Regions from separate parts of the Homo sapiens genome. Here region 1 is linked to region 2. A link is an interaction called in ENCODE POLR2A ChIA-PET data of the cell type or tissue named here. Cell type or tissue: OCI-LY7. All regions are shown on one strand. Each heading gives the region's core, and the rest is flanking DNA. Links, peaks and the distances in the headings are about the cores only.

The links. Peaks named below come from ENCODE experiments on the same cell type or tissue, not always from the same donor. Only the 100,000 strongest peaks of a DNase experiment are listed, where the experiment ranks them.
Region 1: POLR2A ChIA-PET joins it to region 2 with 9 read pairs; 1 of 35 experiments calls an interaction of 5 or more read pairs at or near these places.

What each region holds. Positions count from the first base shown.
Region 1 is chr2:45,886,147-45,893,766 of GRCh38, forward strand. The region is part of intron 2 of PRKCE (protein kinase C epsilon); the gene reads left to right. Among named protein-coding and RNA genes, the nearest start is that of PRKCE-AS1, 210 kb to the left of the region's middle. RefSeq lists an enhancer at 4,201-4,350. In OCI-LY7, for the core only: no CTCF peak of the experiment used is centred there; a DNase peak (open chromatin) is centred at 3,125.
Region 2 is chr2:45,688,740-45,696,359 of GRCh38, forward strand. All of the region lies in intron 1 of PRKCE (protein kinase C epsilon), which reads left to right. Among named protein-coding and RNA genes, the nearest start is that of PRKCE-AS1, 17 kb to the left of the region's middle. RefSeq lists an enhancer at 7,063-7,142. In OCI-LY7, for the core only: no CTCF peak of the experiment used is centred there; a DNase peak (open chromatin) is centred at 3,082; H3K4me3 peaks cover 563 bases.

The sequences.
Region 1 (7,620 bases), core at 1,984-4,483, 200 kb after region 2:
TCACATGCTGGACCATTTCTGTTCTTGGCCTTAGAATGCATGGTGAAGTGCTTGCAGGACTGTCCTCAGCCCAGGGAGCTCTGGCTCCAGGTGACTCTCATTTCCTCTCTGTCAACTGTCCCAATTCCTAACCCACTCCCACTCTGAGCTCCGTAGCCTGTGTCTGGCTGCTGTCTGCTTTCCTGCCTGTTCTGTCTCTTCCTGAGAACCCCTGCCCATGACCGTCTGGCTATCTTAGAGCACACTATGAGATTGTGTGAAGAGGATTTGCTTAGAGGGGACTTGGCATTTTAATGCTAGCAGTAAAACAAACCTGCCATGCTGACTTCTATTGCATTAAAAAGTGAAGCAACAGGCTTGCTTAAACATAAACAGCAACAGTAAAAACCCAGAACTACCTAACTACATGGGCACAGGAAATAGTCCAGCCATCTTGGAGAATAGCACAAAAATACAGCTGACGTGATAACAGTAACCCTGCAATGAGTCTTGACAATGCTGAAGTCAAATGACTTTTTCAAACCTTTCTAATGCTTGGCTATAATCTAAAGGAAGCATTGCACTTCGAGTGCTGATTTTTTATGAAGCTCGTAAACCTTTTTCTTTAAATGCCAATGTGCTGAAAAGTTATGAGTATTAAAGACTTAGAAAGTGCCTTTAAAAGTGTGGGAAAAGGTCCCTCTTTTCTTGATTATGATTCTTGAATGCTAGTAATGATAGTAGTAGTAATAAATGTCATTCTTCACTAGAATAGTTTTTTCCAAAGACCTTTCGGGTCTACTCTCAAGTTCTTTCCTATCTTTGTGTGAGGTGGACGATGTCACTAGCCTCACGTGGCAGAACGGGGTCAGAAGCTCAGAGTTTAAGTAATATGGCCTGGAATTAGAACCCAGGAGTATTGCTCCTTCTTGTAAACTCTGATGCCTGGGTTTTTACATGGTGTCTATCTGTAATGGCTTATAACAGAGTTGCTCCTCCAGAAGTTTTAGCCTCGTTCCTGCTTGATAGGCAGGGCCTCCCATTGGGCCTGACCCAGGATACATGCTTGGTTGCAGAAAGTCAGCTTTGCAGGTTATACTCTCAGCATTTTGGCCACAGTCAACCGTGCAGAAGGCTTCCTACCTAGATGGACAATAGATAGCGATCTGTGTCTGAAATTCCACAGCCATCAAGATGAAACTGAGAAGCTAGATCATCCTTGCTGGAACACAGATTGAGTTAGGGTGTAGGTCGAGGTTCAGTTGTAGAAAGCAGAATATATCACAGCAAACAAGAGGAAGGGATTTATTATAAGGAATTAAATGGCTTATAGAACTATGAAGAGTTCTGAAGACAAAGGTCTCTAGGTGGCGGTTTCAGGAATAAGTACCCCGGAACCACACTACAGAACTAGACCACCAAGAAAGCTGTTGCCACTCCTACAGATGAAGCCACTTCTCCAGAACCACATTGCAACAGCCATGATTGAGAGGGTCCCACAATCAGGAAGCCATGACTTTTATGGTTCTAGAACCATGCCACATCAGCTATGATCAGCATCTGCAAATGATGTCCTGGTCCTGCCTCCTGGAACCCACAAAGTTGGTACCTGGATGCTGCAACATTGGCTAAAACTGTCATAGAAGAACCAGGTGCCTCTTGGACTTTGCTTGCTGAGCAAATGGCAGCTACTGCCAAAATGTGGTCTCTGCCTCACTTTGGCGTTCTAAATTTCACAAAAGCACATCTAACTGGCCCAACTGAAATCATATCTGGAACTGCAGCTGCAGGGACTTTGAGAGTTGGCTTTAGCTTCCCATCCTCTGCCCACATAGGAGAGGTGGGCACACTAGAAGGATAGAATGTATGCTGGAAGCCAATCCACTGTTATCTCCCATGATCTGTGATCATTAGAAATGGACCTAGATTTCCAGAGTCAGCAGATGAAAACAGAACTGAGGTTATAGCCAGAACATGGAATCGTTGTGAATATTTTGGGGAATGTGTGTGTGGATGATCCCAGATATAACAGATGGCAAAGAATTAAAAGTGGCAAAAGGCGCTGGGTTTGTCCTCTAGCTCCTGCTTAGCTCCTTTGAAACTTGTTAAGCTGTAGTTGCAACAGCCCAAGGAGTTCTGGAGAACTCTAGTCTCACTGTGTATTATTTGGGGAAACAATATGTTAAGAAGCTGTCTTAATTGCCAAGCCTTTACTATGCTAATGTTTGTTGTGAATCTCTAGATGTGGATACAGCATACAAGGGTTCCCCAAACATTTGGCCACTGGAAAGCCTCATGCCTCATCTTTAAAAAATGCAGAAGTAGTATTTCCCAACAGTCTTTTTTTTTTTTTTTTTTTTTTTTGAGCTGGAGTTTCATTCTTGTCACCCAGGCTGGACTGCAATGGCGCGATCTCCTGGGTTCAAGCAATTCTCCTGCCTCAGCCTCCCCAGTAGCTGGAATTACAGGTGCCTGCCACCATGCCTAGCTAATTTTTGTAATTTCAGTAGAGATGGGGGTTTCACCATGTTGGCCAGGCTGGTTTCGAACTCCTGGCCTCTGGTGATCCACCCGCTTTGGCCTCCCAAAGTGCTGGGATCATAAGTGTGAGCCATCGCACCTGGCCAGAAATACTCTTCCAAAGAGCAAGCCAGGGAGTACTGTGGAGAAAAGGCTTGTCTGATTTCCAGGGAGTTAACCTTTTCAATAGCCTCCATCAGGAATGTTTACTGTCAAGATGATAAGATTTCCTCAAGTACAGATGGTGCTCTGCCCTTCAAGGAGAATCAAAAGTGGGGAGACCTTGACCAGCAAAACCAGCCCGTGTGGGGTTCTCTCAGGAATTCAGATGGCCTGAGACTTATCCTGAGATACCCCCAAAGAGGTAACCTGTGATCATAATTAGAAATTACAACAAAATACTAATTATCTGTAGACCACATAGCATTTGGGTTGCTCTGTTATAGAAGCAGATGGTGTTACAGAGAAGGAACTGCATTTAGCTTAAGAAAAATAGGGGCAGCTGGGGCAGGAGCTCAGCGACTAAGAGTATACCGAGTTGGGGGAGGGAAACACGCTGTGGGGTGTGAGTGCAGGAGAGCTGACAGCTGCAGTGGTACCACGTGAAATGTATGGAGGGCGGGAGAAAGCCGACTCCACCTTATAAGGACTTGCAGCCAGGACAGCAAAGCCCTAGAGACAGTGATGAGAACTGCACCAGGCATAAATGGTCCATAAGCGCCCTCCAAAAACTGGATGATGCAGAAGAGGGTGAGAGGACACCTTCAACGATGAACTTGTGTCTTATAGCAAATCTCCCACTGATTTTGATTTTCTACATTAATACTTAACAGAGTTTGTCTGTGGCATGTGTGTGTCATTCTCAGGCAAATCCTTTTTGAAGTTTCTGCTTAAGTATTTAAATGCAGTACTGGCTGTTGGTGGGGTGGGGTGGGGTGGGGGAAGCCCTCAAATCTGAGTGTACACCTCTGCTTCTTAACACTAGGTGTGTTCCCATAGGAAGTCAGGCATGCCTTAAATAGACTTCCCAGGAATGGGAAATGGCAGCTGCAGAATTACAGAAGTTGTATCTGCAGAATTATGAGCGTGCTTGTGGCTCCCTCCATTTTTATGTGTTCTGATTTAGTGAGCTTGATATTCTGGGACTGATACCAGCTTCATATGTACACAAAGGTCACGCACTCCTCCTCCAGTTAACCACACAGATTAACATGTGGGCTGCAACTGCATGAGCCGTGCAGAGGATAGAGTCACTACCCCTTCGCTCTTCTGTGCTCTTTAGGCTCAAATCCTCAGTGGTCAGTCCCTTATTGAAGTGCCTTTTTTCCCTGAAAGCACTCTAGTAAATGGAGGTTTAGCATTATTACTGAATCCCAGCTTTTTCTAATACATGGAGCTCAGTGCTTACTGTCTGTTCCAGAGCAATTACTTATCACCATTACCGGAGATTTGAGTCCTCTCCCTTGGTGATTAGACTCTGAAGGATAGTCGTTTTAATTTTGGTAGTTATGATTTAATCTTTTCAAGCTTTTATTATGGACAATTTCAATATCAAAAGCAGAAAGAATAATGTAGTTCCCATGGACCTATTCCTAGCTTAGTTATTACCCATGGCCAGTCTTGCTTCATCTGTACTTGTACCCATTTCCTCTTTCCCTCGGATTATTTTGAAACTGTCATAGAAATACTTCAGTACATAGTACTCTCTGTTCCTTCTGTTTCTCAGTATCTTTTCAAAACTTTTGTGTGTGTGAGACAGAGTCTCACTCTGTCTCCCAGACTGGATTGCGGTGGTGTGATCTCGGCTCACTGCAACGGTCACCTCCCAGGTTCAAGCAATTCTCGTGCCTCAGCCTCCTGAGTAGCTGGTATTACAGGCGCCCACCACCACACCTGGCTAATTTTTATATTTTTAGTAGAGATGGGATTTTCACCATGGTGGCCAGGCTGGTCTCGAACTCCTGGCCTCAAGTGATCTGCCTGCCTCAGCCTCCCAAAGTGCTGGGATTACAGGTGTGAGCCACCACACCTGGTCTTTTCAAAACTTTCTAAACATCATAGTAATATGTACTTAACTCATGAGGGGCTTTTCAGATTTTTGCCTAGAATGAATAAATTCAGATAGCTCTACAAGTATATGGAGTGCCTACCCTGCACAAGGCACTATGCTGGTTGAGGGATGGGTTAAGGTCAGATTTTGTTGGATAGAGTGGAATTATGCAATGGAAGTGGATTTAGAAGATGTTAGGCCCCTGTCCTGACAGCACGCATGGTCTAGTTGGACCTTGGAATGTTGGCTAACAGAAAGGAACATAAGTTAGGTGCTCAATGAAGTCGCTTGCTTTGTCTGCTCAGCAGAGCTGGAGGCTGTGTCGTCTGAGTATTTGAAGATGAGGGCTTTTAGGAAGGGCGTAGATATTGGGTTGGGTTTGATATTGTGGTTAGTCAGTTGTCAGCCAGCAGTGGAAAGTGAAAGTGGCATGTGCTTGAGCAAAGCTGGCCTAATGGGATATAGATTTACCCGACACACACTGATAGCAAATAGATTGTCCTTACAGCCTTTACCAATATAGAACTTTGATACGTACCATTCTGTTTGCAGAAAGAGCGACCAGAAATGTGCAGCAGTCAGTAATGTACCCCCTAGGGTTGCTGTTCATTCTGACTCAAGGAACTTTTTGGAAGCCCATTGCATAACTAAAAAAGAAATGGGCAGTCTGGTGTATTGTTGGCAAAGCACACCCTGCCATGCCACAGGAAAGTCGGCCCAAGTTGTACCACAAAAGCTGCCACCATTGCTCCCATCCTGATGCTGGCTATCACTACTGAATGCCTTCTCTGGGACTGAATCCTAAACCATCCCTGTGTCCTTTTCACCCCGTCAAGTTTCCAAGTCCCAGGTAGGACTGTGTGATCAAGGTGGGCCACACACCTAAACAGTGGGAGGAAAATTGTGTTGGACTCCTTCGGCTTCTGTAGAAGACCTGGGGCTCTGCCTTCCATCAACAATCATGCAATGGGGATCTTCCGCACGTAGAGTGGGGGTTTCAGTGCTAAGCCTCCAAATGTCCGCTAGGCATATCACTGTTACCTTGGGCTGCTTCCTCTCCCTTCTTCTCAGTCACAAGGCCTTGGCCCTCCTTAAAAATGCCATGTGCACCTGTTGTTCTTGCTTTTCTATTCCCATAGCAACCACGCTAGCCCAGGTGCTCCTCACTGTCAGGTGCCTCAGAATCTCTTGTACAGACTTGCTGCTTTCAGTGGCTCCCGTCCCCACGTCTTCCTACACAGTGCTGCCGCAGCATTCCTGTTAAGCAAAACAACACGGTGGCTCAAATCTAATATCTTCCTGTTGGAAGGCAAAGGCCACCTGCTTACCTTGGCCCTGCTCTCCACAGTTGACACCTGGCTTCTGTTTCCAGCTTCTCTCCATGTAAGCAGGTCCCCAAATGCCCTGTACCTTACCATCTCCACGATTGCTTTTCAATGGTTCTGTTTTCCAGAAGGCTTGCCCGTCTCTCTGCCCAACAAAATCTGTTCCACTCAGGTTCTGCTGACCTCCCCAGAGAGAGGTGACAGCTTTTTTGAGCTCCCATGGCCCAAGTGTGCATTGCTCAGTAAGCCCTTTCATGTCCCATGCCTGTCCACTTAGATGGATGAAGCCACTGGACAGCATTCAGCTGTTCTTTGTATTTCTCTTATTGCTTAACACAGTGCTGGATGAACGGGGCTCACTAGGTATTTGATACTTTCTTTTTTTTTCATAAGAGAGCAGAAGAAAAAAATAACTAGGAACAGGAAAAGTGAAGTGCATAAATCATACGTTGAGTGTTGACAAGCTGAGGACTTGAGGACTCAGGCAAGCTGGAGTGAGGGAGGAGGGGGACAAGTGCCTTTGGAAAGGCAGTGTGGTTAAGTTTGTGCTCTGTTTGTGTTACAGACCAAATGGAGTTGCCTTGGTTGTATGCTTCCCAGGTGTACTGAGTGCCCACCTGGTTTTAAAGGCTGCCCTGGCGGTGGCCCAGAAGCAAATGTAGCATCGTTTGCCAGAGACTCAAGAATGTGTCTGTATAAATAAAAGTGAAAGTGGCATATGCTTGAGCAAAATTGGCCTAATGGGATATGGATTTACCCGACACACACTGATAGCAAATAGATTGTCCTTACAGCCTGCACCAGTATAGAACTTTGATATGTACCCTTCTGTTTGCAGAAAGAGCGACCAGAAATGTGCAGCAGTCAGTAATGTACCCCCCGGGGTTGCTGTTGATTGATGACTTCTCAAGGGCAGCATCTCCACGGGGCTCAGGGAATTCACCGTGAAAGTCAGCCTGGGCCTCCTGCCCACTTTCCCATTGCCTCATTCCGCTGCACAGAGAAGTGTTGAAAGGGGCTCTCCAAGATGGGCTGACTGTTTGCGACCCTCACAGAACCCTGCAGGCCATATTCACAGCAAAGTTCACATGCAGAAGAATGAGAAGGGAAAGTTAGGAAGGGTCAGAGCACATGCAGCGCTCAGTTGAGTAGTTTGGTGGAAAGAAGTGGCCTGTTCCTTCAGAGAACTTGGGGAGATTTGGTGATAGAAGGGCATGACCTGTGAAAATGACTGCAGTCCGGCAGGGTCAATGTGATGGACTCACAGGGAGAGGCTGTTCCTCAGGATCATCTCCCACAGCACAGCCTGGCTCATGTCTTTTCTTTTCTTTTCTTTTTTTTTTTTTTTTGAGATGAGGTCTCACCCTCTTGACCTCTTGCCCTCTCGCCCAAGCTGGAGTGCAGTGGCGCAATCTCGGCTCACTGCAACCTCTGCCTCCTGGGTTCAGGCAATTCTCCTGCCTCAGCCTCCTGAGTAGCTGGGATTACAGGCACCCGCCACCACACCCAGCTAATTTTTGTATTTTTAGCAGAGACAGAGTTTCACCATGTTGGCCAGGCTGGTCTCCTGACCTCAGGCAATCCGCCCGCCTCAGCCTCCCAAAGTGCTGGGATTACAGGCATGAGCCACCAAGCCCAGCCTGGCTCATGTCTTTCTGCTTGGGGCCTCCCCCAGTGCCCCGCTCTTCCCACCTCATGGGCCACTCTTATTTGCCCACTCATTGATCCCCCTGCAAATACTCACTT
Region 2 (7,620 bases), core at 2,109-4,608:
GGTTTGAAATAAAGCTTCCTATCTGGGTTGCAAGGATACACTTTCTAATTATTTGTTATGATAATTTTATCAATTGCACCTACTGCAAGTGCTCCTTGTCCTTGGATCAATGTGCATTAGCCAGAGACTCTCTTATCAGTAAGCTTCTGAATTGCCTGTATGAGGCACAAATCGTTGGTTGCTCATCCACAACATAAGAGACTTGATGTTGGCCTTTTGGGAGCTCATGTTTCAAATCAGATTAGAGCTAATGTGGCCAGAACATAAGAACACAAGGAAAAATGAACAAAATGTTGTAGGTATGAATGTGCTGTGGGGCGTGCTTTGTTTAAAGCAAACCTCATAAAAGAAGAGCAGGGTTAAAGAAGCCTATTAAGTTAGGGATCACTTATTTGCTTTACAAGAAGGGAGGGACTTAAGCACAGCTCTTGTGGCACATTCGGAATAGAATTTGACTTACAAAAAAGTCTAGATCACAGATTCCGAGTTGAAAGCATGTCATATAAGTGAGATAAAGAACAGTGATGCCTTATTTAACTGGGGAACAGATTTCAGGTAACCTTGGGTAACCAGAACGTGATCATGAATCAGAAAGTGCTGTGGAAGAATAGAAAGAACTGAACTGAACTGAATGGCCAGGGGTCCGGCCTCCCACGACCCCCAATCCCATTCTCTATACCTTGTTTCCTATTGGCGAAAAGAAGGTATTAGACAGTTTCAAAGTCTCTCCCCTTGTTAAAAATTGATAATGTAATCTATCCTTTATTTGTTTTTATATATTTTATATATTTATATATTTGTAATATTTAAGAAAAGATTTAATTTAATAAATATACATAGCAAAGCATTCAAACAGTGAAAAAGTAAATGCTTAAAAGTTTGTTTTCCAGCCAGGTGTGGTGGCTCACTTCTGTAATTCCAATGCTTTGGGAGGCCGAGGGAGGTCAGGCATTTGAGACCAGCCTGGGCAACATGGTAAAACCCTGTCTCTACTTAAAATACAAAGATTAGCCAGGCATGGTGGTGTGTGACTGTAGTCCCAGCTACTTGGGAGGTGGAGGCAGGAGAATCACTTGAACCTGGGAGGCAGAGGTTGCAGTGAGCAGAAGTCACACCACTGCACTGGTGTGACAGGCTGGGTGACAGAGCAAGACTCCATCTCAAAAAAAAAAAAAAAAAAATGCTTGTCTTCCCCTTATCACAGACTCCCACTTCCCTCTCTAGAGACTAGTTCCTTGGATATCCTTCCAGAAATACTCTGTGCATTCTATAAACTTATGCATATGTCTTTTGGAAACAAACAGGAAAATCATGCACACTATCCTGCTTCTTGCTTTTGTTACTTACCAATTTTGGAAATTGTTATGATAGTCTCATATTGATCTGCTTTCTTCTTCTGAAAGACTCTTCAGTGTAGTAATCCATAGTTCAATACTTAGTTGAACTAGAATCTTGGTAAATACTTCATTTATTTCATAAATCTTCTCTTCAGTTCCCTGCAGCTCTAAATTTCTATGACTGTAACATCTAAGTTAAAAAGATGTCTGAGATGTCTGAGTAAGAAAAAAAATAGTTGTTGCAAATCACATGTGCTGCTTCTCTTGGGGGATAAAGGCCCATTTGTTCTTGGTCCCTGACCACTGACATGTATGGTGCAAAGCAGGGGCTGAAAACACTGGTCCATATGTCAGCAGAGGCAGGGGGCGAAGGAAGCACATTTATTCACAGTGGAGACAGGCCTCTTGCATTGTCAATTTTACCCGTGTGAGAATTGTTGTTCCTGTTGGTGACTGGGTCACTGATAAAAGATTAAATCAGATTGGAGACAAAAACTGCACTGCCTTTTAAAGCAATATATACATGTAAGAGGTTTTTCATGTTTAAATGTTAAAAAGTCATTTGGGGTTACAGATGAACCTCTTAAAGAGAAGGCTGTGTATATCGTGTGGGAGCTGGAAGAAAGGGAGTTGTAGAATTTGAGAGGTAGAAGGTTTGAGTGATTTTCCCTCTCTGTATAATGATCTGAAGTGAAGAGACCAATGTACTTTTTTAGGGCTGGACTGGGGCACCAGTGGAAAGGCAATCATAGACCATCCAGGTGCTCCCAGAGTTCCCAGAGTTTAGGGACAACTTGGCATGGGCCATGCTGGCTTACTCTGAAGCAGATACAGCACATACCTTAGGGTGCCAGCAAAGTCAGGGCACTGCAAATTTATTTTGGAAATAGTTTTATGTTTAATATTTACCAAAAAGCTTCAAAATAGCCATCATGGGAAAAGCCTGAACTTCGCTGGATTTCTTTCTCTTATGGCTTAGGATTAGATTTATTTAAAATTACATACATGGGGAGCATTAAGTTTCAGGACTAAGGTTCTAAAAGCTGTAACCAGGCCAGAATGGGGCCTTTGGAAACCAGCGAGCTGTGTCCGTCAGTGGGCTGGGCGGTTCTCCATTACAATCTGTGCAAGGAAGAATGAGCCGTTTGCATTTCCGTGGCAGGAATAGTCATTTTGCCACCCTCAGATTTGATTTCCTCAGAGGAACAGGCTGGGTGCACCTGTTGCTGGTCTGCAGTGTCTCCAGAGAGACTGTGGATTTTCACTGTGACTCATGAGAATTATTTATGGCCACCAAGCTGGTGGACACCAGCAGACTGAGTGACGCAGGCTCAGGGAGTGTTTCCCCTCTGTCCATCAAAGGTTTTTCTGGAATGCCTTCAATATATTGGTTTTTAGCATTTGTGCAAGAAAGAGAAAAGAGAATAACTAACTGTCTGGCACATTCAGTAGTGTTCTTCCCAGTCCATTCATTCCTAAAAGGCTTTCAGTTCAGGCATCCGCTTCGTTGACTTGAAAGTGCATCAGTATCAATATTGGCATCTTATCATTATACTCCACTTCGTGTGTGAAGAGAGACAGTTTTTATCAGCCTTCCCTCCCCACGCCCCCTTTAATGAATCTAATTTCTGCTGCTGGTATTTGGTATTTGAGGTCATTAGCTCAGTGGAACAGAGCCCTGTGCTAATGAGTACAAGGTCACAGCTTTGCATGGAGGCGGCACTCTTTCCTGTAGCGGACACCTGCAGGCCCAGCCAACTGCTTTGCCAGCATTTCCATGAGGCATGGGAAGCCAGGTGAAGAGGGTACAGGTGGCTTAGAACTCAGCCCATCTTTGTCCTTCTCTGGACACAACACACCGCTCTGAGGTTCTACTGACTATGTGTCCGTTGTTCTATCTTAGGAAAATGATAGTTTCAGTGTTAATAATAACAGTCAAGCTTCAGAGGTTATTTTTTTAAAAAACCTTCACTCATGGAAAAAGTTTCTTGGTGTGGATGGTTCATTTTTGTTCATGAATTCACCAAGAAGTTAATGAGTTTTAAGGGCTCTATGGACAGTGAGGAGTCTACAAAGGTAAATAAGATGCAGCTCCCACCTGTCTTAGTTTCCCAGGACTGCCATAACAAAGCACCACAAACTGGGTGGATTACAAGCACAGAAATTTATGACTCTTACTTCTGGAAACTAGAAGTCCTAAATCAAGGTGTTGGCAGGGCCATGTTCCCTCTGAAACATGTCGGGGAGTTTTTTCTTGTCATTTCCACCTTCTGGTAGCCCCAGGTACTCCTGGGCTTGTGTTAGCACCGCTCTGCTCCCTGCTCTGCCTTTACAGGGCCCTTTTCCTCTCCCTGTCTTCTCCTCTTCTTATAAGGACAGTCATTGAATTAGGGCCCACCCTAATGACCTCATCTGAACTTGATTACTCTGCAAAGGCCATATTTCCAAATCAGGTCACATTCATCAGTACCGAGGGCTAGGACTTCTACATACATTTTTAGGGGACACAATTCAACCCATAAAACCATTTGTCCTCAAGATGCTTCCAATTCAGTGAGGGAGACTGATGGAAAAGATGATGGAATCAGTGCTACAAGGGGCCGGAGCACTGTGCTGAAGAGTCCAAGGGAGGACACACACACACACACACACACCCATGCACACACACCCCCACACACACCCCACTCCACCCCACACTAAACACACATCTATCACATGATGTAGAATCGGTCCATTCTAAATGCTCTGTGGGTGAGTTTGCCCTGGCATGTGGGCTCGAGGGATGAGTGGAATTTTAGTTGTAGAGAAGTGAGCCGTGCAGGGTGTTTCAAGCTGAACCTGAGCAATGTCATGGATGCACTTTTGGTCTGGCCTGGGAAGGAAGATGCTTCTGGTAACAATGTGTAAGGGAAGGATTGGACGCTGGAGACTTGAGGCTGACTGAGAGATTCTGCAGGGGGCCAAGGTGGCTCAGGAGGCCTGAACTTGGAAGTGGTGGTGGGATGAGAAGTCAGGAACAGATCCTGAGGAGTGCGGGGTAGGGGAGTGAAGTAGGTGGGAGGTGGCAATGGATGGGTGGGTGGGAGAAGGTCAGAGGCGACCCTCAGACTTCCTGAAAGGGCCGATTGGGAGAAAGGTGAAGACTTTATTTAGGCAAGATAGGGGGTTCAGGCAGAGAGTAAACTTGAAAGGAAGATAAGTTTGCTTGTAAAGATGTTGAATCTGAGATCATTAAAGCTCCAGTGTAGATGCCCAGCACCAAGTGAGAAACTCGAGATTAGCATTCTGGAAGAGAGGCCAGGGCTGGAGGTGAGAATGGCAGTGTGATGGTTGGAACCATGGGGGTGGCTGAGGTGACCTGGAGAGAAAGTGGACAGAAGAGAAGCAGGGCAAGGCCCAGGTTTAGGGAATGCCCCGAGGCATGGGTAGGAGATGGTGCAGGCCGGAAGGGCAGGGAGGAAGGTCGAGAGGAGATGGTCACCCAGCAGGGCTGGGTCCTGTCTTGAGCTAGCTGAAAATAATGGAAAATGAGGAGGCTGTCGGATCTGACAGCTGATGTTCTCTCTGAGAGGCTGGTCTCAAGAAAACTCTCCACAAAGTGACTGGGGCAGAATCCAAATTGCAAGAGGTTAAGGAGAGGTAGAATAAGGCAGTCGGGGTGGACCGTCACCCCTGAGAGGTTTGGCAAGGAGAAGTGAGAAGGCATGGACATCTGAAGAAGCAGGTTAAAGAGAAGGAATTTTTAGTTAGGGAGGAAGATAGAGAGGACAGTACATTGATAAGGCGAATTCTGGAAAAGATGGCAGGTCCTAGGATCCATAGCAGGGAGAGAAGTTTGACTGAGACTTAAGGGAAGTTAGGGAACAGATAGGGAGTCGTGGTGTGAAAGAAGTCCGACTCGTGTGGAAATGTTTAATCCGTGAGGGTCACTCTTCCAGCCACCTTAATCCTGGGGGATGGAATTTTTGACCCGTGGACACAGATTTTGTGGTTATTTATTTCTGCTGTATCCTAACGATATGAGGATGAGAGGCTTACACCTCAGCTCCAAGAGCTTCCCATAGCTTCTTGTGGCCATTTCCAGAACTAAGGGGAGCTCTGGCATTCTAGATAGGCTTTCTCTAGCGTCAAGTATTAAAGCCAGGTAAAATGTCTCATCTAGGAAACGACAGTAGGAGCCTGAGCTGGAAATAGCAATTATTTTCCCTTCATCACCATCCAGGGGAAGAACTATGCTTTGCCCTCGCCCCTGCCTCTCTCTAGATCTGAATTTTTGGATCTGGATATGGATGATGGGCAGAAAAGTGAGGATGGGTTCAGGGAACATGGAGTATATGACTTCAACCCCATGCCACGTTTATTGGGTGCCAAAGGTTTCACTCCAGGCCTTCCCCATCTAAGTGCTAACAGACACAAGAGGAACAGGTTTCCTGTCTTCATGGAACTTATGTGGGACTAACAGCCTGTCCTATGCTAGTGGGCAAGACAAGAATTCCCTGGGAAATGCATATGAATGAGTTGTGTGGTTGAGGAAGGAGAGGCAAAGTCAATGTTGGTTAGAGTGGCTGAGAAAGGTTCAGGGAGGACATGAGTGAGACTTCGAATGGTGGGTGGATTGGATAGATGGGTAAGACATGGAATAGCATCTTGGGTGGATGGCCAATATGCTGGAAGCAATGTGGTGTGTCCATGAGACAGTAAGACTGGCAGACTACAGGAGAGTGTATCTGGGGGTGGATGGTAATCAGGTAGGACAAACCTGAAATGTGGAGGGTTTTAAATATCAGGCTGAGTAGTGTGGGCTTTTTCCTGAGAGTGGCTGAGAGCTACTAGAAGTTAAAGAGAAGGGATCACATGAGGAGATCGGTGTTTTGGAAAGAGACCTGCCTCTCCCTTCTCCTTCAGTTTGGCTATAAAGAGCCAACTGCCTCATGTAAGATGCATTGGTCCTGCCCTCTGCCCCTGTGAGACACATACAAGGTGGCAGTTCCTTCTCCCTGTTTTTCCTGAGTCAGGAAACTTTCTCCCAGCAGCTTGGATGTATTCCTTCAAACTGTACAGAAGGAAGGTTATTGTAAAGTTTGAGGAGGAAAATCTGTTATTCAGTGTTTCTCCTTTTTTCTCTTCTTCTTGACTTTGGTCTCTTCCCCTTAGCCTCTAAGGATCTTGGTGACATTCCTTTTTGGATTTTCTCTGTTCCCGCGATGATTTTAATGAAACCATCACCACCCACAGAAAAGAACCCAGAGTCAGGCTGGAGGTAGAGAGGTCAACTTCATTACAGTCTTTCTTTCCTTTTCTGCAGGGAGATGGTGTATGTGTTAGATAAATGTACCACCACTTCACCAAATAACTACCCATCACAGAAATCCTTGAAGAAATCCTAAAATAACAATAATAGAATATGTATAATAGGCTGGGCATGGTCGCTCATGCCTATAATCCCAACACTTTGGGAGGCTGAGGTGGGTGGATCATTTGAGGTCAGGAGTTCAAAACCAGCCTGGCCAACATGGTGAAACCTTATTGCAGCTAAAAATACAAAAATTAGCCGGGTGTGATGGTATGTGCTTGTAATCCCAGCTAATCAGGAGGCTGAGGCAGGAGAATTCTTGAACCCGGAGGCGGAGGTTGCAGTGAGCTGAGATCACGCCACTGAACTCCAGCCTGGGCAATGGAGTGAGACTCCGTCTCAAAAACAAAACAGAAACCACTAGTAGAATATGTACCATGCTTGTAGGATGCAAGGTCTCATGGGGAAGAGGGTGGAGAGCAGAAAAAAGAAACAGATTTTAACGTCAGGCTGACAAGAGTTTATTGTACACATCAGTGGTTAGAATAATTACTTAAAATTTTTCTTTTTTTATTTTATTATTATTATACTTTAAGTTTTAGGGTACATGTGCACAATGTGCAGGTTAGTTACATATGTATACATGTGCCATGCTGGTGTACTGCACCCATTAACTCGTCATTTAGCATTAGGTATATCTCCTAATGCTATCCCTCCCCTCCCCCCACCCCACAACAGTCCCCAGAGTGTGAGAAATTTTTTTTTTTGTAGAACAGGGGTCTCTCTGTGTTGCACAGGCTGGTCTTGAACTCCTGGCCTCAAGTGATCCTTTCACCTAAGCCTCCCAAAGCAATGGGCCTATAGGTGTGAGCCACCACACCTGGCCGAAATAACTTTTTTAAATTATAAAAAAAGGCTTTATTTCTATTGAATACATATTTACAGTCTTTACATATTTACATATTTAACAGGAATAAAGCCTTTTTTTAT